5 separate regions of the Mus musculus genome follow, and all the other regions are linked to region 1. A link is a loop called in an ENCODE intact Hi-C map of the cell type or tissue named here. Cell type or tissue: heart. All regions are shown on one strand. Region 1 holds the start of Zfp667 (zinc finger protein 667). Region 2 overlaps Zfp787 (zinc finger protein 787). Region 3 holds the start of Zfp954 (zinc finger protein 954). Region 4 holds the start of Zfp28 (zinc finger protein 28). Region 5 holds the start of Zfp787 (zinc finger protein 787).

The links. A loop is a pair of places that touch in the nucleus more often than their neighbours do. Peaks named below come from ENCODE experiments on the same cell type or tissue, not always from the same donor. Only the 100,000 strongest peaks of a DNase experiment are listed, where the experiment ranks them.
Region 2: it touches region 1 in a loop (2.8-fold over the local background); 10 of 42 quality-filtered maps call a loop at or near these places.
Region 3: a loop joins it to region 1, with 6 times the contacts of the local background. A loop is called at or near these places in 2 of 42 quality-filtered maps.
Region 4: a loop joins it to region 1, with 3 times the contacts of the local background. A loop is called at or near these places in 7 of 42 quality-filtered maps.
Region 5: a loop joins it to region 1, with 4 times the contacts of the local background. A loop is called at or near these places in 8 of 42 quality-filtered maps.

The regions. Positions count from the first base shown.
Region 1 is chr7:6,283,514-6,288,513 of GRCm38, forward strand. Zfp667 (zinc finger protein 667) reads left to right here and starts at 3,067. Exons shown (of 5, transcript NM_001024928.2): 1 at 3,067-3,141. In heart, a CTCF peak has its summit at 149; DNase peaks (open chromatin) are centred at 138, 2,978 and 3,748; H3K4me3 peaks cover 2,615 bases; H3K27ac peaks cover 2,303 bases.
Region 2 is chr7:6,133,967-6,138,966 of GRCm38, forward strand. All of the region lies in intron 2 of Zfp787 (zinc finger protein 787), which reads right to left. Among named protein-coding and RNA genes, the nearest start is that of Zfp787, 19 kb to the right of the region's middle. In heart, a CTCF peak has its summit at 2,712 (motif pointing right); no DNase peak of the experiment used is centred here.
Region 3 is chr7:7,118,959-7,123,958 of GRCm38, forward strand. It overlaps Zfp954 (zinc finger protein 954), which reads right to left and starts at 2,518. Exons shown (of 5, transcript NM_172738.3): 1 at 2,265-2,518; 2 at 414-452. The coding sequence starts at 2,342. In heart, a CTCF peak has its summit at 2,025 (motif pointing right); DNase peaks (open chromatin) are centred at 2,073 and 2,523; H3K4me3 peaks cover 1,569 bases; H3K27ac peaks cover 1,029 bases.
Region 4 is chr7:6,379,248-6,384,247 of GRCm38, forward strand. It overlaps Zfp78 (zinc finger protein 78), which reads left to right. Exons shown (of 5, transcript NM_001025163.1): 5 at 1-3,358. The coding sequence ends at 244. It overlaps Zfp28 (zinc finger protein 28), which reads left to right and starts at 4,071. Exons shown (of 7, transcript NM_175247.3): 1 at 4,071-4,354; 2 at 4,928-5,000. The coding sequence starts at 4,147. In heart, CTCF peaks have their summits at 2,377 (motif pointing left) and 4,150; a DNase peak (open chromatin) is centred at 4,024; H3K4me3 peaks cover 2,044 bases; H3K27ac peaks cover 1,329 bases.
Region 5 is chr7:6,152,991-6,157,990 of GRCm38, forward strand. Zfp787 (zinc finger protein 787) reads right to left here and starts at 2,975. Exons shown (of 3, transcript NM_001013012.2): 1 at 2,855-2,975. It overlaps Gm36371 (a long non-coding RNA gene), which reads left to right and starts at 4,229. Exons shown (of 2, transcript XR_391130.2): 1 at 4,229-5,000. In heart, no CTCF peak of the experiment used is centred here; DNase peaks (open chromatin) are centred at 2,261, 2,621 and 3,071; H3K4me3 peaks cover 3,009 bases; H3K27ac peaks cover 2,534 bases.

The sequences.
Region 1 (5,000 bases):
CCCACTCCAATCACTCCACACTCCAATCCTCACACGTCGCCGGTGCTCTTAGGAAGGTCATGAGAATCCTTGTGGGAATCAGCCTTTTTAGTTGACCTTGGAACTCTGGCTTGGGGGGGAAAAGCAGATTAAACACAGGGTCTGCTGTCCTCACATCTGACGCGAGGCGGCAGTCTCGTCATTTCCGTCTCCAGATCGCCACAGAATGCAAAACTACAACTCCCACAATCCCTCGCGCCTAGCCCTTTCTTCGCCTCCCTCTTTCCTAACACAATGCTAACACCCTAAGAATATCTGCAAGGCGTTTTCAGTCTTCCAAACCATTCCTTGGTTCAGACGTTTCTGCTAACAAACTCCGTTTTATTGACAAGCGCGCCTCCCACCTCTCTGCTTCCTTGACACTACAATACCCAGAAGTCTCTGCACCACTTCAAGCCTACAATTTGTAGCCTTGGAGACAGAGAAACGCTAGACCGCTGGTTAGGTTAGGGGGAGAAAGACTGCTTCTAGAGAGAGCAGGATTCCGACTGGTGGAGAGGCCTATTTGTTCGCTTCCTTTTTCTTTTTCTTCTTTCTTTCTTCACTTCATTTTAATTCTTTTTTATGTTAGTATACAAGTTCTAAGTTTTTTTTTAATTACTTTATGTATACGAGTACACACTGTAGCTGTACAGATGGTTGTGAGCCTATATTTGGTTGTTGAGAATTGAATTTAGGACTTCTGCTCACTCCGGCTCGCTCTCGCCCAAAGATTTATTTATTATAAATAAGTACACTGTAGCTGTCTTCAGACACACCAGAAAAATGCATCAGATCTCATTACGGGTGGTTGTGAGCCACCATGTGGTTGCTGGACTTTGCTTTGGAAGAGCAGTCCATGCTCTTACTCACTAAGCTATCTCATCAGCCTAAATTCTAAGTTTCTTTTTGGCCTTTTTTCATGCAATTTTTTTTCATGGTGTTGTTACTCTTTACTCCGTGGCTGGTCTTCTCAACAAACCCCTTCCCCAACCTTGTATCCTTCCACCCCCAGTAGGCAAAAGGACACATTTCAGGGTGGCATAAGTGTATTGAGGCGGGGCCTCTTCTTATTTCCTCTGGGTCAACTGGACAGTTGCAAGTATGACAGGAGAGGCTAGTCTGAGCATGCAAGGCGTGCACGTTCCTGAGGTCCAAAGAGGTCTCCTGGGTGTTAAGTTTCAAGCCCCAGACAAAAGTGCCTACTTAAGATATTAAAGGGGACCTGGCCACCAGGTTCTACCTGCCTTTCTCAGTTTGTACCTATTACAGGGCCCTCCTGGCAGGCATACTCTGCCCTCTACCCTAAACTTCTCCAGCCCAGGGGCTGGGCCACCCTTCCCCCAGCTCTCCTTCCCTATGCAATCCAATCATTTTGGTTACCTGGTCCTTTCACCTACTCTCTTTAGCCTCCTGGCCTCTTGGTCTAGCCCTCTTCTCTCCCCTCCTCCCTCTCCTCATATTGCTTAGGGTCATGTTCACTTTGGACTCTCTCAGACATCCGTGCCTCTGACTATGTGTCCCTTTATCTACAATAAACCTTCTCATCTACCATACCTAGGAACAGTCATGTTCTTCCCTTTTTATTTTATTTTAGTTTTCATTCACTGGGAAATGAATGCAACCTTTAGTCTCACCCTTTCTGGTCTCCAAGATAACGAATTCCCTGCCTCTTTTGGTAGTAACATCATAGTTTCTCCTGGATAGATGGAGGTTTTGAAAGACTTGTGAGAATCTGAGTCACACTTCTTCTTTGGAGCCTCCCACCCTGTACCCCCATTCTTGGACTGGGGCTCTCTCAGTCTCTTGGTTTCCCCTTTAGAGAAATGATGTGTAGAACTTAACCTCTGTGCTTCCCTCCTACTTCCTATTTCTGGGGCCTCAGGTAAGGTCCAATGTGCTTGGAACCTCAGTTTTCCCATCGGTGAAATGAAATGCTGTGTTTGCTCAGTAGTGCCGTTGTTTCCCACATGACCATTCAGATGTCACAGTTGACGCTCATCACTGTCTTGACTGAAGATCTAAATGAGTCACTTCCCTTTCTCTAGGCACTTATATTTATACGCAGGTTGGGTATACTGAATTGTGCAGCTGACAGCATTTCACTTGTGCACACACCAATGACTGTGTTCTTGCTAAGGGATGCCATAACAGGGTCTGGTGTCTAGTCTACCCTTATCCTGGTGATTGCTGTGCGACCCGAGAGTCATTCCTTGTCCTTCACTGAGCCTAGGGTTTCCTCAAGTATTACCCCTATTCTCTTTCTACTTGGTGAGATGTAAAGTGACTCCGGAAGTGGCTTGAATGGAGTTATAATTTGATAAGGTAGGACCAGAAATCATTAGGGTTGCTCAAGAGGTTTAGGGCAGGCCTTTCCCCTTTACGTGAGATTTATACTGAGTTCCTAGAAAATTTCAGGTTTATAGTTTGGGAGGGAGTACGGCCTTATAAGTGTTGAATTGTGCTGTGGAGAGTCTTCAATCAGACTCCAAGGTGGAACGCTCCTCTTCTCACGTGCCCATCGTTTCCCCCATGGCTTTCTAAACAGCCACAGAAGAAACTCTGTCCTCTCCTCTGAGGGTCACAAGGTCTCCAGACAGGCGACAACGAGGATGGAAACACCCTTTTGGGCGTGGATATCCTTAGTCTCTTGCCAAAGCCTGAGGTTGGCGGTACAAGCTCGCGGTTGCGCACGGCGTAAGGCGCGTGGAAGCCCAGTGAGTCCGAGGTGTGGAACGCTAGGAGAAGCATCCCGGAAAGGACGCATGCTGAATGGACTCTAACGGGAGCTTGGCCGAACCCCTTAGAAAAGCGCTTAGCGTAGGAGGGCGCACACGGGTCGGCAGAATAGCCAACCAAATTATTGAGGGCGTGGCCTCGCGCTGTCTCCGGGGTTCTGCGACTGCAGCGTCTAGTTGCGTGTCAGGGGGCGTGGCTCCGCGCTCCGGGGGAAGCCCTGGGGGCGGGGCCGCACTGGCCTGCGTCCTTCTGGAGGGGCGGGGGGACCGGGGAGAGGCCCTGAAGGGATCCCTGGGGGTCTGGGAGGCGAGTGCGCAGGCGCGGGAGCTCTGTTGCTAGCAGTTCTGTGGCAGCTGTGAGACGGAGGACGCAGCAGGGAGACAGGTGAGGGGGTCTGGTGACTGCGAGCCTTCCTTCAGTGGGAATGATTGATAGCGTGTGTGTGTGTGTGTGTGTGTGTGTGTGTGTGTGTGTGTGTGTGTGTGTGTGACAGAGAGACAGAGAGAGACAGAGACCTGTTTGCGTGGGTCGCTCTGGTGATCTGAGTTGATTCGGGTGCACGCCTGAAGCTTCGTGTATGCTTGGCGTATATTGTTTGTTGTGGGGTGAACACAGTATGAGAATCCTTCAGGAGACTCCACGTGTGTATATGTGTGTGCGCGAGAGAAGAGAAGTGGAAGGGGGGCGCGGGAGAAGGGAAGTGGGAGGGGGGAAGGGAGAGGGAGAGACCGACTAGGCCTGTGAGCCCCAAGAAACAGGTGCGAATACCACCAACTGCGTGATGTGACCAGTGTGCCCTGTGTAAAGGAAGACACTACAAGGGGCCGCTAGTGGATGTAGGAACAGAGTTCTGAGCATCTCGGTTGTACTTGTGTGTGAGTGTGATAGACTGATGGAGCTGTTTATCATAGTCTGAGGGCACTCGGCCTGTGGGGCCCAGGGACAGGTGACTGTACAGGTCCTAGTGGGAAAGGAGGCCACCGCAGGCTAGAGGGGCCCAAGGGTGTGGGCACACAGTTCTGAGTATCTCTATGTCACTAGCTGTGCTGGTGTGAGAGTGTTGGCGGGTGTGTTTGTGTGTGTGTGAGAGAGAGAGGCTGATGAAGTTATTTATCAAAGTCTAGAGATACAGTGAGCCATCAGATGACAATGGCTTTGTGAGTGTGTGCCAGTGTGTGATTGATCGTGCCTCATCTCATTTGTTACCGTGGCAACGGGCTCCTCTAGAGGAGGAGATGTGATGGCCTAGTCTGGGAAACTGAACCTGTTAAGGATGAGACTTTTCCTTCTGTACAAAGGGATAAATGGCGCTCATCAGAGTGTTGATGGAAAGGCTAAACGGACTGTGAAATAATACAGGTGAAATGCCTTGTACAATGCCTGGGACATACTGAGTGCGGTGTAGAGTCTGGCCTTTGTTGTAGTGCTGACGGTGGAGGTTTGCTGTTGTGTTGTTGGCCTGTGTACAGGTAGGGTTGTAGTGGTGAATTCCAAAGGAGTTTTAGTGTCTACATTTGGAATTTGGCCGTCTTTCACCTCTAGCAGAGGTTCTGGATTGAGCAGTGGTGCACACACCCTCCAGACTCCTTTTATCCCTAGGCAAGCAACCTGGCTTCTTGGTGTCTGCCCAAGAATGGTCCTGCGGGAAAGTTGCATCCTACCCTGACCTGTGGAACCTGTTGGGTGTCTTCCTTATCAAGGTAGCTTGAAGGCTTCAGTAGAGGAGTGGTGGGGAGTGGGAAGGGCCTCAGGCCAGACACCTTTAATGCTAGCACACAGTAGCCCATGGGAGACAGAGGAAGGTGAGTCTCTGTGAAGTCAAGTCTAGCCTGGTTTACAAATAGATTTCCACGACAGGGCTACACAGGCACTGCTCTTAAATTCAGAATGGAGACTCCTGTGGACACATGGGTAAAGAGGTTTCCTTAGTCCCTACTGGCTGCACTTTGTCCACATTTTTTTGGAGATAGCTGCCTAATGACTGACTCTAGTACACCATTTGCTTTCTCCACAGTCACCAAAGCCATTTTTATGCCGTGTAGCCACCTCCAAATTTTGTTAAGTAGAAAGTCTGATTAGTCTCTCTCCTGCTCAGTTCCTCTCACCTTTCCCCCAGTTATATCTTATCACAGAAACTGCTCACTGTCACCTTCCTGATCTGGTTCCACAAGCCTTCCTCACCTCACTCTGTCTTAGCACACAGCCATTTTTTTTCTTTTGCCAGAGGGTGGGGGTGGGAGGGG
Region 2 (5,000 bases), 150 kb before region 1:
CTGCCTCCCCATTTCCCAGCAGAACCAAGGCCCACAGTCCTATGCCAGGGCCTCACCAGGTACCCCCTGCCAACCCACCCAGATGGCATCTCTTCTTTGTCAGGTTTTCACAGCCCCCAGGACACTCTCTTCCTCTTTCACCAGCTCCAAGTGCTCAAATGCTGCCTCAGAGATAATCCAGCAAATGAGTGGCTGTAGTCCACTTTGAGGCTGTGTCAAACCCACATCTGTGCAACCTGCTTCTTTTTGATGGGATGCTAGGGAGGTGGAACTTTGCAATGGGGACACATAACCATCAAAGTCAGGTTTCTGAGAAAAATGATGTGAATGGTCAATAGCTCCCCTTGTCAAAGTCCAAGAGATATGTAAAGCCACTTTTCTCCCTGTCAGGACTGGATTAACAGTGGACGTAAGGCAATGTCCCTGCTACAAGAAAAAATAAATTAAATAAATAAATAAATAAAATGGTCCAGTTTTAAAACCTAAGGAGGCCAGCCTAAAGCCATATAGATAATGACAATACACATGAAGACAAGGTAAGAAAACAGAGTCCCTTTAGTAAATATATACCTCATAGGCCCCTGTAGTTCCACTATAAAATGTTGCCTGCAGACCACCACAGCTGGGCCTCACTGGGAGGTGGGGGAGTTGTAGAAAATTCAAAAGGAGGCTTACGTCAAAGGTTAAGATGGGAACTCTCGAAGCAGCCTGGAGCTCATGTTCAGGCGCTGGCCTTCAGGGGCTAGATCAAAAATAAATTCACCAGAGGATAAAGATCATAGACCACGACAACTGACTGGAGGGCTGAAGCTGAAGTGACAGGGGTGGCTTGCAACAGTAAGGAGGGGACAGGTGAGTATACATTGTTGCTATGCCCTTCCTAGATATCCAGAGTCCTAGGCCACACACAGCAACTCTTAGCTGACTGCAAGGTTACAAGTACAAAGATTAAATATTCCCTCTTTGGTTGGCCCTAGTGTGAAGAGCTGCTTCCACCTAATTCCCACACCATCCTGGGAGAGGACCTGTGTGCACTCTCAACACGAGGAACAAGACCCTGCTGGACCCTGGGCCCTGAACCCTAGTCACTACTCTTTCTCCTGTCTCCCAAGCGCTATTGAAAAGAAATGCTATTAAAAACGTGGCTTTCTGTTTCCCTTTTTCCGAATACCCTGACCCTTATCAATCTCTCTCTCCCTCTAAGTCCTACCAACTGTTTTCAAATCCTCTTTAGTATCTGTAAATTCTTGGATCAAAACCAAGGTTCTTGTGGTCCTGTGCCCTGGCTACACTTCTTCCTCAGAAGAAATATTCCAGGTTCCAGGTGCCAGGTACGTGGTGATGGAACCAGAAAGCCAAGACTTGCAGTGGCCAACTAGATCTACTGAACAGCCACACTGGGTCATTGACTCAACCCATCTGCAGCAGTTCCCATCTCAGAGTATCCAGGGGGACTGTCCCAGCAAAGCCCTAGAACCTTCATGTTTCCACTTTAACCCCCAATTTCAGATGTACTGTCACTAGCCAGCCAGGTGACCCCACATGCTCAAGGCTGAGACTCACTAGTCTATCTAAGGCAAAACCAATTAGCATCATTCAAGTAGAAAACAAATGGAGACAAAGTGGCCAAAGCAGAGATATCTGCACAACTGTGTTTACTGCTGCACTGTTAATCACAACTGCCAAGAAATGAGGCCAACTTAGAAGCCCTTCCCCAAAAGAACGGATAAAGAAAATGTCTTGAATACATACAATACAATTTTATTCAGAGGTAAAGAATGAAATCTTAGGAAAAATAGCTGAAAGTATAATGTACAGGGTTAAGGGGATGGAGCTCACTTGCTGTGAAAGCAAAAGGTCCCAAGTTCAAATACCCAACACCTATGTAGAAGCCAGGCATGGCAGTGCAGTCCTGAATCTTCAATGCTGCCTAGTTGGTAGAGACAAATGGATTCTGGAAACTCCCCAGCAAGGCAACCTGAGTGACACATGGAACTTCAGTTTCTGTGAGATCTTGTCTCAAACTACCAGCTGAAGATCAATACAAGAATCTACATCTACAAGCATTGATATGTATACACAGAGAGAGACAGAGACAGGGAGACAGACAGAGAGAAAGAGACAGAGGCAGAGACAGAGAGAGAGAGAGAAAGAAACAGAGGCAGAGACAGAGAGAGAGAGAAAGAGACAGAGACAGAGACAGAGGTAGAGACAGAGACTGACTGACTGACTTAAATACACATGTGGAAGAGGAACGTAGAACAGGGGCGGGGCAGGACCAGACAGCAGAGGGAGGAGAGGAAAGCAGGAGGACTATCTAAGAGGGGGAAAGGGACCAGTCCCAAGGGTGGTGGTAGAAGTGGGTAAAGACGAAATACAGTAATGCATATGTGCTAAAGTGTCATAATGGCGCCTGGGAGACAACTGGGCAGGTAAATGTGCCTGCCCTAAGCCTGGCAATGTGAATTCAGTCACAATGCACACATGGTAGAAGACCACCAACGCCTTCAAGCTCTGCTCTGGCTTCCATGTGCATGGTGGTATGCTTGCCCCACACCCTCTCATACACACACAGACAAAATAGAACTGAAAACATTTTAAAGCTTAGAGATTCAGAGTGCCAGTGTACTGTGTGCATCTCTGAACAGTATTTGCAGTCATGACATGGAATCTGAATGTTGAATACAGCAAGAAGTCTGGGAGCTCAGGCCACAAGGACCTGCAGGGGGCAGAGGAGCATGCTATGTTAAGTGACAACCTAGGGAAGCACTGCCTAAGAACTGGAGAAGGCTGGTAAGGAACAAGAACTTTGGTCAGGCACAGTTCTTCCTTAGGCTCTGACTTTCCCTAAGGTGTCTGGTTATTCTGTTTAGTGTGCAGGTTTGTAAATAGGCAGATGTTAAGTGACTGGGGAGCTAATTAAAGGGTGGGGTTCCTTTTCAGCTGATGCTTGGAGGCTCTATAGGCCAGAACCTGTGCTCCACAGGACAGCAGGTTCTAAAGAGCAATGGGGTTTGAAAGTGATGCTGTGGGCATTTAGCAAGGGGACAGCAGGGTCAGCCTAGGAGGTCAGCTTCACTTGGTTGCACTGTCTCTGAAAAGATAGGGCAGACAACTTTTTTTTTACCTCAGTACGGTCTTCAGAGATGGCTCTGTGGTCAAGGGCACTTGGTGTCCTTGAAGATGACTCAGGTTTGATTCCCAGAACCCACATGGTGGCTCAAAGTAGCTCCAGTTCCAGGGGCTCTAATACCCTCTTCTGGCCACCCCAGGCACCAGGGAAACATGTGGTATACATAAACACACACAGGCAAAACACTTATACACAAAATAAAATTTCAGAACGTTAGAACCTGGGATATACGACTCTGCTAGCTATGCAGTACATCTGTGGGGCAGTGGACCATGCCAGGAAACCTGGTAAGGTCGAGTAGGTTCAGAAACCCCAACACCTCATACCTAAGGACAGGGAATATTTCACCTACTCCCAACCAGATTTCCTGGCCTGGAACAGATGACCACAACTCCCCACACAAAGAACATGACCCCTGGTCACGTAACACAGAACAGAATTCTCCATGCTAATGAGATATCTAGATGGGTTCTAGGGGTTAATCAATAAGCTTCCCTTCCAGGACACTCCTTCCTGAAAAGACATTTCATCTCTGGTCCACCCTGAGGAGGTTGTAAACACCTGTTCTCCACGATGAACAATAATAAACAGTTTAGAATCAAGCACTGTCTCTCTCATCAAGAACCATCGTGGGGGCCATGGAGGAAGCCTTCATCCTACAGAGCAACACTGCCTCCTAAGTCTCCTGCAGAAGGGCCCTCTAGGCTCCCCAGTCATTCACTGCTAAGCAAAGCCAGAGTTCCCTGTGCCCCCAGCTCCGGCCTCCCAAGGGCCCGTCCATTCCACACTCCACCCAGATTCTAGTGGCAACAGGACACCCAGAAGTTAGGGAACCCCAGCTTCAGTCTCAGCTTGCATCGTTTCTCACCTGCGCTGAAGTACCCATCTTTGGCTGCATTTTCCCACCCAAGCGGTGCTTCTCAAATACCCAGCACCTGATGTTGGCGTAGGGTAAAATGCTACCTAGCATTCTGTGTCTTGTCTGCCTGAGTGAGTTCACATACCCCAGCAACAAGACAGAACTCAGAACCTCACCTCTGGACCATTGGACTGGCAGCCCACCTTTGCCAGTCTAAAGACAGTCTTGAGATGCTGCCCGGTCCTTTCTCAGGAAGGTTCCTCTATCACCTTGAGACAACTCTTAGACCATAGACTAGCCGGACACAGAAGGGGCAGCTATTTTGTTTTGTAGGATAGCAGTTGTAATGATTTCAAGACACCCCATCAGGGTCAAGCTCTTGGATCACTTCAGGAGGTTGTAGGCAGAGCATTTGCGCCCAGTATTCAAGTGTAGGTTGGTTCTCTATTCTTCACCAAATGAATCTCTCCCTTCCTGATATCATAAGAAAGGCAAACTGCAGGCCTGGTTACACAGACCTGCAATCCCAAGCTATGTGGGAGGCTGAGACAGGTTTGAAAATTCAAGGCCTGCTTGAGCTAGGAGCTCAAAGCCAACTTAGCAAGACTCTATCTCAAAATACAAAGTAAAAGCAGGGCTGGGAATGTAGCTCTGTAGTAGCACCCTTATCTAAAATGTCTATCCAAGACTCTAGGTTGGATCCTCAGCAAAACCCACAGCAAAAACAAATGTTATGTTAAATTCACTTTGGCTAAACTGCCCCACTCTAGTGAGTGGGTACCTCCTCAAAGCTTATTGTCTCCCCTGGGCTCTGGTGCCCTCATCGTCCCATTCACCTTATATGCTTCACCTTATATATTCACCTTATATGTATGCTTCTTGCCCTAGGTCCTCCAAGAACAGCTGGCCAAAGCAGTCCTCAGGGAGTAAAATCAGGAGGTGCCTGTTTTTTGTCTTGTTTTCAAATAAAACTCCACACTGCCATATGAATCCTCATAAACCAAAGGT
Region 3 (5,000 bases), 840 kb after region 1:
GGGTTTTACTGCTGTGAAAAGACACCATGACTAAGGCAACCCTTATAAAGGACAACATTTGAGGCTGGCTTACAGGTTCAGAGGTTCAGTCCATTATCACAGGGCAGGAGCATGGCAACATCCAGGCAGGCATGGTGCAGGAGGAGCTGAGAGTTCTACATCGTCATCTGAAGGATGCTAACAGAATACTGGCTTCCAGGAAGCTAGGGTGAGGGTCTTAAGCCCATGCCCACAGTGACACACCTATTCCAACAAGGCCACACCTCCTATTAGTGCCACTCTCTGGGCCAAGCATAAACAAACTATCACAAAAGGACAGAGACAATTCCAGCACAGAGTCCCAGGACACCACCGTCCCTGAGGTCCCTTATGTGTTAAGTCAGGAGTGTGATTCCTGGGCACCCTCCACTTACCTCTTCCTGGTTGGCAGGTTTCACTGAATACTGGGAAACCTGTAGAAAAACAAGGTTGGGAATAATAAGCAAGAGTGTTGGTATCCCAAAATTTCACCCAAGTCCCCTCTCATACATGCAGTCGGGTACCCACTGGGCTCCATCCCTTAATGGTGTCTCTTACTGGGTGACCTTGGACAAAGAATCAATCTCTTCAGTTTGTTACCTGAGGATAAGCATGGCAGCCTGTCTCAGTTACTGCTTTGTTGTTGTGAAGAGGTACCATGGCCAAGGCAACTCTTACAAAAGCATTTAAGTAGGGCTTGCTTATAGTTTCATGGGGGTTAGTCCATTATCATTATCATGGTGGGAAGCAGACTGGTGTGGTACTGGCACAGTAGCTGATGTGAGCTTTGCGTCCTAATATAGATGCAGCAGGAAAGAGGGGTGGGGTTCGGGCAGAGAGAGACACTAGCCTTGGCAAACTCTCCCAGCTACACACTTCCTTTAACAAGGCCACACCTCTTAGTTTTTCTCAAACAGTGCCACTCCCTGGTGACTAAGCATTCAAATACATCAGCCTATGGAAATCATTCTCATTAATACCGCCACACAATCCTAGCTCAAAAGGAAAGTGATTGCACCAAACTGAGTCCTATGCGTGAAGTACTCAGTACAGCTGTTTCCTATGCACCTCACTAATGCTTGTGTCGAGAATTTCACAAACACACAATTGTTTTAGAATGTATAGGTTTATCTATATACAATTGGGAGGCAGGTGGTGGTGGCTTTCATCTTTAATCCTATACAGAAAAAGCCTGTCTCAAAAAACCAAAAAAGATGTCAGGCAGTGGTGGCACGCTCCTTTAATGCCAGAACTAGGGAGGCAGAGACAGGTAGATCTTTGAGTTCAGGGCTAGGCTGATTTACAGAGAGAGTTCCAGGACAGTCAGGGCTACACAGAGAAACCCTGTCTCTATAAAAAGCCAAGGGGAAAATGAAAAAAAAAAGTTATTGGGTAAGCATGGTGTGCATCCCTTTAACTGCAACACTTGGAAGGCAAAGGAAGGCAGATCTCGGAGACTGAGGCAAGCACTGGCTACATAGGCCAGCCAGACCTGAGTTCCAGGGGGAAAAGTAGTTAACACAGCAGACTTTAGTTAAATGCTGAATGTTTTCACATAAGTAAGTAAGTAAGTAAGTAAATGAATGAATGAATAATAAAAGGGAAAGAAAGTACTACTTTAAAGTCAAACAAGCAGGAAGTGGGAGGTCCTGCCTTTAATCCAATCACTCTAAAGGATTGCAAGTTTGATTCTAGCCTCGTTTACATAGCCTCGTTTACATATGTCTCAAAAAAATTCAGATATTTGAAGACTAATCTCTCCCTCTATGGTCTACAACCCTAACTGCTGCATTAGTCCACAGCATTTACCTAAGGATTCATAGATCTCTGTCTCCATCCACATAACTTCATCCTTGCTCAATATTCCCCCGGAGATGCTTGGGAAAGTTTGAATAGATCAAGTTTCACCTCTGTTCAAATCTTCCATGGCTACCAGTCTCTCTATAAACAAAAGTCAGGTCCTTAGGGGTACTGGGCCCTTTTTCCCTCATCTAAAACGCCAGTAGAGGTCACCCCAGGGCTCTGTCTCCGAGCTCAGGCCCGCCCACAAGCCTTGGGAGGTACAGTCCAACAGGCACTGTGAGTCAGAGGGGATGGCTCTAGCGATCTAGCACACAGATGTCAAAAAACATTATTTCGTTCATCCGTACCCTACAGTCGGGGACATGAACGTCTGCCCTGTTGGCTCCTGACCCAGATCTCAGTGCTCTAGAACTCAGGTAGGTGGGCGATCACTAGGCACTCACCTGGGGCAGGGCTCCACCCGCAGCCTCCACAATCACCATCGGGCTCCAGAGGATGGTGGGGCCCTGGGAAGTCGCCATCCGCACTCGAAGCCTGGATCAGATCACACGAGCTGTCGCAAACCTCAGATCCGTCTCTGTGACGGGGGACAAACGCTTTTAACGTGCCGGCTTTCCTGCCATGGCCAAAGCAGATGACACCAGTTTTCTGTGAGCCATACTGACGGGTCCAGGAAGTTACAAAGAACCTCCAGCACGCAAAGCCAAAAGTCCCGCCCAACGGTTCTCGCCGTCGCTGAAATGCCCATTTTCATTGGCTGAGTTTCATGCAATGTTTTCTGGGCAATGTAGTTCATGCAGGAGCAAATTTCTGCGATCCGGACACAACTGCCCTGCTTGACAAGACCAAGTTTCAGTGGATTTCTTGGCACTGGCGTGGAGACTATTTTCTCCACACCGTTTTCTACCTTAGGTGAGTTAGATGTGGATTAGAAATAGTAGAGGCTGAGTCACAAGGTCAGGCTTGCTGGAACTCTTAAATTACAGAACTGCAGGCAGAGGCAGGTAGATTTCTGTGTTTTCGAAGCTGTCATAGTGTGTTCCAGGCCAGACAGGGCTACATAGTGAAACCTTGTTTTATTTGATGTCTAGAAATACAGGAGACGGGCAAAGTTGAATTTTGCATTTGAGACATTTGCCTTGTGTGAAATGATACTCGCCAGGTTCGTGGGCTAATAAATACAGAAATGGTGACCATGGAAGAGGGGAAAAGGACATGTTTGGATTGGATTCAAAGATTCCTTCACCACAGGACTCTAGATTCAGACACTTCTCACACCACTATGGAGTCGTCAGGATTAATGCTTCTATTGTGCTAAGAGAAAATTAAAGGAACATTTAGGAACATTTAGGAAGCTTTGCTGTACTCCCCCCCCCCCCCAAGACTGCTCTGGAAAATGCGAACACGGGCGTATCTGTAATCATGACAGTGTCCGCAGAAGTCCTGTTAATTTCATGCATATCGCTTCTCCACTTTCCCCTTCTGCAACTGTCCCGGTTTCCCATGGTCCACATTGTCTGAACTACAATACCCAGAAGAGATGGCTCATACACCTTTAATTCCAGCACTTGAGAGGCAGAGACAAATGGATCTTGGAGTTCAAGGCTAACTTTCTCTACAGAGCAATTTCCAGTAATACACAAGAAACCCTTTTACTAAAAGAAAAACAAGGTTGGAAGGTAGGAGCGGAGATAGGTTTTGTCTTCTGACATCTGGACAAGTCTGAAATCTGCTGCCTTAGTGTGACTGATTCTAAGCCTTAAGTAGGAATGCCTCTATTCATGAGCCTCTCAGGTCAGCTGGGTCAGCTGGGCTGCAAACTCTTGATGCAGATGAGATGGTACATGGTCCCCGGTCTACTGATGTTACAGAACCCTGGGGTCTGGATAATGAGCCCAGGCACAGGGCTGATGTCCCTGATAGCAATCCAGTCCTAGAAGGTTGTTTTTATTGTTTTTATTTTTACTCTCCTGAAGATTGTATTTCCTTTCTGTGCCAGTACTACTCCTGTAAACATGTGAACATTACTAAGATACTCCAGACTTTCTGCAAGCAATGTGGCAAGCACCAGCTCCACAAAGTGGTACAGTATAAGATGGACAAGGATTCTTTGTCCAAGGAAAGTGGCCTCACAACAGAACAGAGTGACAATAGTCAGATGTAGCCTGCTCTTTGCCTAAAGGCTGAAATAGCATCTAGTGCTTTTAACTGCTGAGCAATCACTCCAGCCCTTCTTGGATTTTGTTTTTTTTCTTTTGTTACCCTTTGATTCAAGCCAGGACAACGAGTGACAAAACAAGTTTCAATGACTAAATTGAAGTCCCCTATGTTACATATATTAAATATCCTGCCACATTGATGTGAAAGGTAACTGATACAGCTTTCATAGCTATCAGCCCTTCTTTAGAACTGTTTGTATCCCAAGGGTCCTTTTTCCTTTCTTCTCTCTCTCTCTCTCTCTCTTCCTTCCTTCCGTCCCCTCTTCCTTCCTTCCTTCCTTCCTTCCTTCCTTCCTTCCTTCCTTCCTTCCTTCCGTCCTCCCTCCCTCTCTCCCTCCTTCCCTCCCTCCCTCCATCCCTCCTTCCCTCTCTCCCTTCCTTTCTTTTCCTTCCTTCCTTCCTTCCTTCCTTCCTTCCTTCCTTCCTTCCTTCCTTCCTTCCTTCCTTCTTGAAATCGGGTATCTTTATATGTCCTTGGCTGCCTGTGAACTATATGAAAATCTGCAGGCTGGCCTTGAACCTACAGCGCCACATTGTCCCTCCATACATGGTATTTTCATTTACATTGGAATTTAAGAATTTTTAGATTTTCCTCCTGATGTTTTTCTTTGCATACTTTGTAGATTTTAGTTTTACTTGACTGTTACATGAGTAGATACAAGTAATAATTTTGATTGTTTTGTATTTTTGAAGATACCTTTTATGGTGGGAGTAGTGGTGTACATCTTTAATCCCAGGGCTTGGGAGGCAGAGGTAGGTGGAACTTTGTGATTTCCAGGCCAGCCAGGTCTGTTGCAGAGAACCCTGTCTTAAACAAAGCAAAGCAAAGCAAAGCAAAGCAAAGCAAAACAAAACAAAACGACATCAATTATATTCTACAATGTGATTTATGTCAGAAAAGCTTCATGGTCCTCTGAGAATAAGTCTTCAATAGTAGTTGCTTTAAATAAATATTATTAT
Region 4 (5,000 bases), 96 kb after region 1:
TGAATGCGGCAAAACCTTCACACATGCTGCCTATCTTATAAGACACAAGAGGGTCCATACTGGAGAGAAGCCTTACAAATGTGCGGAATGTGGAAAGGCATTTGGTGATGGCTCCTCCCGTGCTCAGCATCAGAGACTTCACACTGGTCAGAGGCCCTATGTATGTGAGAAATGTGGAAGGGCCTTCAGAAGAAAGTCATCCCTTAATTGCCACCAAAGGTATCACACTGGAAAGAAACTGTAAAAATGTGTCCCCCATGGCAAACCCTTTAGCCGCCTACGAACCTGTAGCGTTCATCAGAGAATTTAGCTTTCAACCAGATTGTTCACTGTACTCTACATGGAAGATCTCACACAGGTCAAAGAGCTCTTAGGAATGTAAGGGATGGGGAGAAATCTTCAGTAAATGTTCCTAAACCACCCATCATTGGTGAGTTCTTGATGCAGTCATCTCAGGCATCCCTCCCTGTCCTCAGGTCCTGTGCATATACCTGCTAAGTATTTCCATTTAGGTTTGGCCCCTTAGCCTCCTGATCCAAAACACAATTGTTTTGCTTGGACTTTTTCAAATGTCTGTAATCCATCTTGTTTCCTTCAAGTTTATTACTCATTTATTTTACAGTCAGAAAATTTCTTTTTAAAAATATACATGTTATTTATGTAACTCTTCTAATACTCATTGTAAAATGTTTATTTAATGCACATAAAATGTTTAGCCACATGATTGACTGTATTAAGTTTGGATGGAGAACATCCCTTCAATGATTAGGAGACACATCAGCACAGAACACAGAGAGGCCACACACAGAGGCAAAGGAACATGAGGGGGTATCCCTGAGCCAATGCTTTATTGGGCCCAGGGTTACAGATTTCCTTTGTTGAGTCGCAACAAGCAGGCATGAGTTCTGGGAGGTCATCTCAGGTGTAGAAAGTGATCATTGCGACATATGTGCCCAGTCCATCTTCAGCAGTGCATTTAAAGGGAGCAGTGAAGGCAGGCAGCCCCCTTTGACGGGTTCTTGTTCTTGGCACCAGCTTGAGCCACTTGTGGATGGTGTGATACTAGGAAGTGTCAAAGGTGACTGACCTACACCTCCAGCCTGGGAAAGTTAAAACTTCAATGAAATAGATACCAAGAGAACATAAAATGAAAGGACTTCAATACACTGACCCATAGGGGTGCTTAGAAAATGTGTTAGACCAGAAAAATTATTTCTAAACCATGGCCTCTCAAATTTGGAACTTAGGTGATGACAACAATTTAGAAACTGAAAGTGTCTTCAGGTGGAACAATTAGTATGTGTAGTGTATTTAAGATGGAAGCTTTCTAATGATCCTAAAGGTTATGTTTTCTTATTGGTAAAGAAATTAAATCTGGTCTGGTACGTAGAATCTGTTTTAGGAAGTGCCTAGAAGTTAAAGACTGGAACAAAGAATTAGAATTTATTTGGGAAAAAATACACATGTGTATATATAGTCTAGGTCACAAAAGAAACATTCTTATATTTACTAACAAGCCCCCAGCAGGCCAGTCTAGCCGAAACAGGGAGCCCCAGGCTTACCATGAGATCCTATCTCAAAATGTAAGGTGGAGGGCGACAGACTCCCAACACCGACTAATGGTCTCCACACACACGCACATGGGCAATCAAGCCTACAAATGCATATATACAAATAAATAAATAAAAGTAAAATTTGAAAGGGTGATTGTGGCTGTGTTTGGAGGCACACACATCTCATTTCAGCACTCTGGAGGTAGAGACAGATGGGTCTCTGAGTTAGAGATCAGCCAGGTTTACAGAGTTCTAGGGCAGTCAGGGCTACATAGCGAGGCCTTGGATAAAAACAAACTGAAAGATCACATGCAAGATGAGTACACACTGCAGAAATAGGAAAACAGGGGACACAAACTTCCATTCTCGTTGTTCCAGAGGACTCTGGGTGGTTTTTGTAAAGTCCATCTCATGGTAGGTTCTGTTGGACTGTATGCCTGCCTTTCCTTGTTTATCCTAAGTTCATTCTCTTCCTCTACCCCCCACCCAATTTGTTATCAAATTGCCAGGGCTGGCGAGATGGCTCAGTGGTTAAGAGCGCTTGCTGGTTTTGCAGAGGACTTGGATTTGGGTCCCAGCACCCATATAGCAGCTCACAACTGTCTGTAACCCAACTTCCAGGGGATGCTCTTTTCTGGGCTCCACAAGAACTGTAGGCACGCAATGCACACAATACATGAAGACAAAACACTCATCCACATAAAATAAAAGCAAGTCTTTCAGGGGCTGGAGAGATGGCTCAGATGTTAAGAGCAGTCTGCTCTTCCCAAAATCCTGAGTTCAATTCCCAGCAACCATATGGTGGCTCACAACCATTTATCCTGGGATCTGATGCCCTCTTCTGGAAAGCGGATGTACATACAGATAGAGCATCATTTACATAAAATAATAAACCAACCTTTCAAAAAATCTTTGTGGTGACAATGCTGCAATATTGTTTTTGCTTAAGAATTTTTTAGTATAAAATTTCCTTCTGGTTATATGAGGTGTTTGTGAAGCATAAATGGTTTTATATTTAGATGTTGGTTTCTTTTCTAAAATATTTCATTACGGTATGCACATATTTACCACTCAGAAAAAAAAATAACACTTTTGTTCTCAAACATTTTATATAAAGAATATTCTGCTTGCTCAGCGGTAGTGACACACACTTTTAAAACCAGCCCTTCCAGAGGCAGAGGCAGGCAGATCTCCGAGTTCGAGGCCAGCCTGGTCTACAGAGTGAGTTCCAGAACATCCAGAGCCACACAACACTCTCTCAGATGATAACTGAATGACAAAAATAGGCAGCTCACAGTCCTAAATGGGACATTCTTGTATACCTTCTCAAGGGTCTGGGAACATCGTATTAGACGAAGGAGAAAGAATGTAAGAGTCTGAGAATGGCAAGGAGTGCTGTGGAATGGTTTTGGGCATGTTGTGCTCATGAACTCATAGAAACTGATTACCAGCACAAGATTGCTGGTAATTACCAGCGCCGATCAATATTATAGCCATTGATAGAGGAAGGGCGTACCCCTCCACACCTAGCTGAGGAGCTATAAGCAAATGATGGCAGCTGAGAGAGTGGGAGTCATTTTTCTTTGGGGATGTGGCCTCTGGTAGATTGTTCATGTCACACTCCACTGGTATACTGGTAGGCGGCACTAACAGGGCTATATTTAAAAAAAAAGTGTGGTGGGGTGGCAAAAGGAATGTGGAAGTATTGGGGATGGTTGGGAGAGGAGATGTGTTGGATATGATCAAGATACAGTATATATACATGTATGAAACCGACAAAGAATAAACTGCGCTCCCCTCACCTCACCCCGCTTCCCCGTTTCTCTGTGTAGCCCTGACTGTCCTGGAACTCGCTCTGCAGATCAGGTTGGTCTCGAATTCTGAGATCCGGCTGTCTCTTACTCCCGGGCACTGCGATTAAAGGCAAGAGTGAACATATTAAAGAGGCACCGCAGAAGAAAACCTGGGGAAACCTGCAGACCTAAAACTTGGTAGTACATACAGAGGGGCATTTTGAACACTAGGCACTAAAGTCGAGGTGGTCTAGTGGAGAGGTGAAGATTGCAATGGCAGCAACTGAATCCCAAACTGAAAAGTACATGCAACCAGAACCACTGTGGACTTGCCAAAAGCCCGCATTGCCCCAGCCCAATTCACAGCATCCTCCAACTCCCCTTCCTCCAAACAACCTCAAATCGCGCGCCACTAGCCCTGCCGCTGCACTCGTACGCTCCAATTGTCACCAGGACTCCCAGAAGCCTCTGAGGAACTGTTTTGAATTTCGCGGGACTCGTGTTTCCGGCAGGGTCCCGCGGTTCTCCCACAGGGTCTTGTAAAAACCAGCTGGGCTCTAAAGGATTTCTCCGCTGGGGACTACACTTCCCAGGGGGCCTTGTGCTCAAGCAAAGTCCACTTCCGGTGCGTTCCGGAGGAACTGCCTGAGGGTCCGATCTTTTAGGGCGGGGTTGGGCAGGGCGAGGGCGTGGCTGGCGAGGGCGTGGCGGGCGTGGGTGTTGCCGGGGGTGTGTCCCTGAGCAGCGGCCTTGAAGGGTGTCTGCAGCCTGGCTAGGAGAGCGTGCGCCCCTCGCGTGACATGCAGGGAATGGCGAGTGTAGTGTCATGCGAACCCTGGGCCCTCCTGGGGCGTGGCGCCCTCTGCACAAAGGCCAGGCCTGGTGGAGGTCCGGCGGCGGGGACTGTAGTTGCTCCTGGGAGCCCCGACCGGGGAAGGCCGCGCTCCAGGAACAGCCTGGCCTCCCAGGATCAGCAAGGAGCAGTGACCTCGGGGACCGCGCACAAAGGTGAGTGTCATGTTTCTGGGCTGAGTGGACAAAGATGAATCTATTCTGGGTGTGAAGGAAGGGTAAGGTCCGATGGTTCTCGAGGCCTTGGTGCTGGAGATGGTGTCTCTGGGCGCGTGATTGTGATGGTTAAATAACCAATCCTCGAAAGCTCAACTTGAGGCAGAGAAGTCAGGCAGAGGTGCTGGAGGGACGTTGACAACTACAGGGTCAACTTAGTTTAGACTTGTATCCATGTCAATGCTTCAAGAAATGAAACTCCCAGTGCGACAAGAGATGGCTTAGCCATTGTACTTGTTCCTCTTGCAGAGGTTCCTAGCACCCACATAGTGAGTCACAACCATCCCTAACTCCTATTGCAGGGGATAGAACATTCTCCTCTGAACTTTGTGGGCATCAGGCACACACACGTGGTGCACATATATTCATGCAAGTAAGACGAGAAAAGAGACAACCTGATTCCACATCCTACCCTGTCCTTACTCCCGCACAGGGTAATAAGGGTTTGGCATCTCTGCTCATGCACGGTGTAGTCTCGTGTAGATTTGGTGTCTAGTCCTTCCTTTCCTCCAGCTCTGTTTTCCAGAGATACCAACTTCCTCCAGGAGATAAACCGCAAACAGGAAGCTGCCCCTACAGGGACTAG
Region 5 (5,000 bases), 130 kb before region 1:
AATTTCCAGAAGACTGAGTCCTCAAAGGAGAGTAGGAACTATACTCTGCCCTGACCAACTGATCCTGCACACAAACCCAAACTTATGCTCTCAGCAGCCTTGCCCTTAGCTTTGAGGCTGAGATTTTATCTGATGAGCATCTAGTCCCCAGCATTATCCCCTGTAAGGCAGGCACTCCACACCAGGAACAGGAGAGAAGCCACTGTTCTGGGAGCCCAAAGGGAGAGGCCAAGGCAGAGACAGAATAGGAAAAGCACAGTGGCAACAGGGTCACCCAGCCCACTTGGACAGGGGCTAGGATCTACCTCAAGGTCATAACAGCTCAGCTTGCACTCGTCCTGCTGGCTAGTGAGGCCTCCACTACAGTTGGCACAGATCTCAAGTCTCCCTACCCATTCCAGCCACCAGTATTAGTCACCTCCGCTTATTCTACTCTGCTTATCCTATTCCAAATCATCCTACTATAGGTCTTCTATAATGCGGCCAGGTCTCAAGAGTCTTCCAGCCAGCAGCCCTGTATGCAGTCTCCTAACATTTTACCCACGGAATAGGGAACCAGGAGCCCAACCCAATGGCTAGCACTTAAGAATAGGGCTGTAACCCCAGATCCAGCATGCCCAACAGAACTAAAGGGGTGGCACTACAATCACAAAGCTACACATACTGTATCCTGAAACTACTTTACGGCCTAGGGCACACAAGTACCAGCAAGTAGGTGTCCTATCTTGCCAAAACTAAGGTGACCACTTCTGTCCCAGGGTGTCAAGAGAACTCTGTAGCAGGTGCCTGCCAACCTCTCAAAGCAAGTCATCAAATGTTCAGTCTCTCCTAAATATGGAGGCCCAACACCTGGTGCATCCCTAGTCAGTCAGAGGATGACAATGTGGGTTTGGAAAGTCTGTGAAGTGTGTCTGGGACCCACAGAGCTATGGGTGCCCATTAGTGACTACAGAGTTACTGATGGCCTTGAGCTCTATACATTCTGCCATCTCCCATAAGTCTCAGGGTCCCCTTGTCCAAGACTCAGCATCCACGTCCTGTAGGGCCTAAAACGCTCAGGGACACTCTGGCATATCTCCCTATTGTCCTAAGCTACTGCAAAACAAGAACTACAAGAGCCTTGTCAAGTTGGCCAGTGTCACCCACCAGCAGGCCTGGCCCATGGAAACCTTGAGAACAGCCCTCCAACCCACATCCCCACCAGTGAAATTCAATGCCCTGGGGTTAGTGGAGTTTGTAGTCTTGATGGACTGGGCATAGTCAGGGAACTGTAACAGTGTAACAATTAAGTAGTGGAAACAGCCTGGGAAAGGGGGAAGTGACACATCCAAGGTCACGGAACCATAAACGAGCCAAAATTGGAACTCAGGAGCTGGCTCCAGAGACTTTTTGAACTTTTGCCTGAAAGCAAAAGTATGAAAACCCTTGCTCTGGGTGTATCACTTTAACACCTCTATTGTGTCCTCGTGAGGAATGGCATGAAATTTCTTATCTATGGCTGCAGAACTTAGGAGCTGAAGCGAGGAATTGAGCTTCAGAGCTCGTGGGCAATATTCCCAGTAGCTGCAAATCATTCTTGAATTTCACCATGGGCCAAGCCTGAGGATATACCCTTCTCTGCTCAGATGGAGAACACATGAGATAAACCAAGTCAGAATCTAATGTGAAAGTTCTCTGGGCCATGGCAGCACAGCACTCAGTGACTCCAGAGAAGCAGGAGGGGAAAGTTACCTGCACTTGACCCAAGAGGCTTAAAGCTTTCCCCAGAGCAGAGGCCAGATCTCAGCTAGATTCTCAACAACGCCAAACATGGAGCCTGAATCAGAAATTAAGGGGTTGGGGGAACCCATCAGGTCTGCGTTTTTAATAACGACCTGGGCAATAACGCCTAAGGTCGTCCTGGGTCAGGTCTCAGCTCCTGCTTTCCAACCCCAGTTCATGTTCATTTTCCTATCCTGGTGTTAAGACAGGTGTCAGTTCACTCCCCACTCACTTCTTCGTCTGTGGATCACTTTTCCGACTGACCTTTTGTAAGTGCTGGGGCACACATTCCCGGGGCTTGGGGGTCACCCTATGACCTAACTCTTGTACAGATTGGAGGTGGAGGCGGGAGGTCTGCTAAGGGGCGGGGCTCCGCGCTGGACCCAGCCCTGTGTCCGCCCAGGGGAGGAAGGCAACAGTCCAGGCGGCCCAGGACGACCCACACGGTGCTGACCTTGGCCTGGCGCTTCCCCTCCCAGGACGTGTTTCCTGCCGCCGGTCAGCACGCGCGGGGGAAATAGATGAATGAGCCTCCCGCCACCTGCATCCCGTAATTACTCGCTGGATCAAAGGCCAGCGCATGGCCCCCGAGGCAGCAACGGGCCAGGCGACTCGATTTGAGGAAGGAGAGGACTTGGGAGAACTTGGGCCGAGACTGACCATGGGCCGCCGTTTCCGGTCAGCCCAATCCAGGCGGCGGGGTCTCTCCCCACATCAAGCCTCGCCCCCGCAACAAGTCCCTGGCACTTCCGGCCATGACCGGCTGCAAGTCCAGTCCGGGTGGCCCGGACCCCACCGGTTGGATAACCCAGGTGCCTGCCGGCCCAGCACTGCCGCCGGAGTAGCGCACGCGCATTGTCCCAGGCCGCGGCGCCAATCTCTCCCGCGCGCGCGCGCGAACTCCCCGGCCGCGCGCCCGCTCACGCCCACCCCCCCCACACACACCCCTAACACGACACGCACGCGCACTAGTCCGCTCTGCCGCGCTCGCCCTCCCGCCTCCCCACCCACCCCCGTCCGAAGCCCAGCTTCCCGACGCGCTCTCATCCCAGCCACTCGGCGCACGCCCCCCTGAGCCCGCGGCCGCCCTCACCTCCGCGGCCCCGGGGCCGTCACGCCGCACTCTTCCTCTCGCCTGCCTCGCGGATGGTGGCAGCGGCGGCAGCGGCGACTCAGACCCTGGGGTCAGGGGGACGGGCGCCCAGGCCGGAAGTGACCTTCCCGGCCGCTTCCGCTCGCGCCTCTCCCTCTCCTCCCCCTCCCAGGCCGCCACCGCTACCTCGCCACTCTAGGCAGAGGAGCTCCAGGACCCCTGACCGCTACCCCCTCCGGCTCTATGGTACGGAAAGGCGCCTCGGGACGCTACTTCCGGAATTATCTAGGACCCAGGTCCTCCGTTTTGCTCTATGGCGCCTCGCTCCGAGGGGCTCGGGCCCCGCCCCCTCCCCGGACAGAAGGCTGGGCTCGACCCGTTAGGCGCACACTTCCGGGTGTCGGGGCGGCCCCCAACCCAGCCTCGTCGCTCGCGCCTGCGCGGTGAGCTGCCCGCGGCGACGCTCCCACTACTCCAGTCCTCCTGTCGTCTCTATCATCGTAACCCCTTCCGCCCCGGGGCGCTTCCAGGCCAACGCCGGTCTCAAGAAAAAATTCGGTTCACGAGATCTGGAGTTTTTCCCCAAAATGTTTCCGCTCGAGCCTCCGGTGCGGGTTGCATTTTGGGACGACCTCATCTTGAAATCGGCCTGTTTTGCAGAGAACCAGAGGTCACATTACCTTACTAAGTGACATAGCAAGAATGACCTCGAACCTTCAGAGTAGGGCTCCAAATTAAGTGTTTATGACTTATTACTCTCCTAGAAGAAAGGTCCATCACAGTTTGGAGGATGCTGATGATGAAGAAAAGGAATGAAAGGACCCTCTACAGATATCTGCTTCCAAGGCACAATTTGAAACTTGAAAGTCAATGTCAGCTTCTCTGAGACAAATGGTATCATCATCACGTAACTACCTTTACAAAAGCAGGCGTCAGGTGCTGCTGACACTTGGACTAAGTAAGGGATGGACTTTTTAAACAAACTCCTCCTGCACCAGAGAAAATCCTGGGCAGCCTAAAGAAGCAAAGCCCACAGGCAAAACGATACATGACACCTGAGGACAAGCTAAGAAAATGGAAAGCATAGCCATCTCCTTAGCAAGGTGCTCCAGAAGTCTTTGCTCAGCAGACTGTTAAGGATGTGTAGAGAGTTAGAAAATTCAAGAGGAGGCCTATGCTGAGCCCTGTAATGGAAAATGTCCAAACTGCCTGTAATTCATGTTCAAGCGCTGGACTTCCGTGGTTAGATTAAAGATAAACCAGCCAGGACCTTTCAACGGGTGATAAAGATCACAGGCTGCTTGTAACTGATCAAAAGGCTAAAGGCGAACCCACAGCAGGGGTATTAAAATGGCCCCAAAGGTAAAGAGTAAACGGAGGACAGTAAAAAAAAAAAAAAAAAAAAAAATTAACTATCCCTTCCTGGCTCAAAGCTAACAAAACTAAAAGGCAAACTGGCAGCATCAGACACAGCCACGGTAGTTACTGTTCCATCCCGAGTCCTGGGCCACACAGAGGAATTCTTAGAATGCTAAACCAAGTAATCTGAAGATACATATTTTCTCCATGGTGAGCCTCAAAGGCTCAGGGGTACACACTCACCTAGTACCCACGAAACCCTAACGGGAACAGCTTTGTGCCACTTTCAGTGACAACTACAAGGAACCAAGGCTCTGGGCACCCCAGGCTTTCTCTTGTCTCTCCAAACTTTATCTTTTTTTGTTTTTGTTTTTGTTTAAACTCTAGTAAATGTGCAATTCTGTTTTGCCCCTCCTATCTCCTTATCTCCTTTCCCACTATGACTCCACCGTGATGCTCAGGGTGTACTCCTTCTCTAACTCCAGCCAGCTATCCTCAAGTCACTTTTTGTATCTGATTTGTGTGGGATTATTTTTTTTTCCATTTCTGGGGTTTGCAGGCACTGTGTGTGTGTGTGTGTGTGTGTGTGTGTGTCCATGCATGTGCATGTAAGGTCAGAGAACAGCTATCAGGAGTTGGTTGGTCCTCTTCTATCATGTGAGTCTTGGGAGTCTAACTCCGGTTGTCAAGCTTGGCAGCAAGTACACTCTACTACCTGAGCCATTTTCCTGGCCATAGCTATTGAATCTTGTAACTCTCTGAGTTCTATGATCCATATGAATTTTAT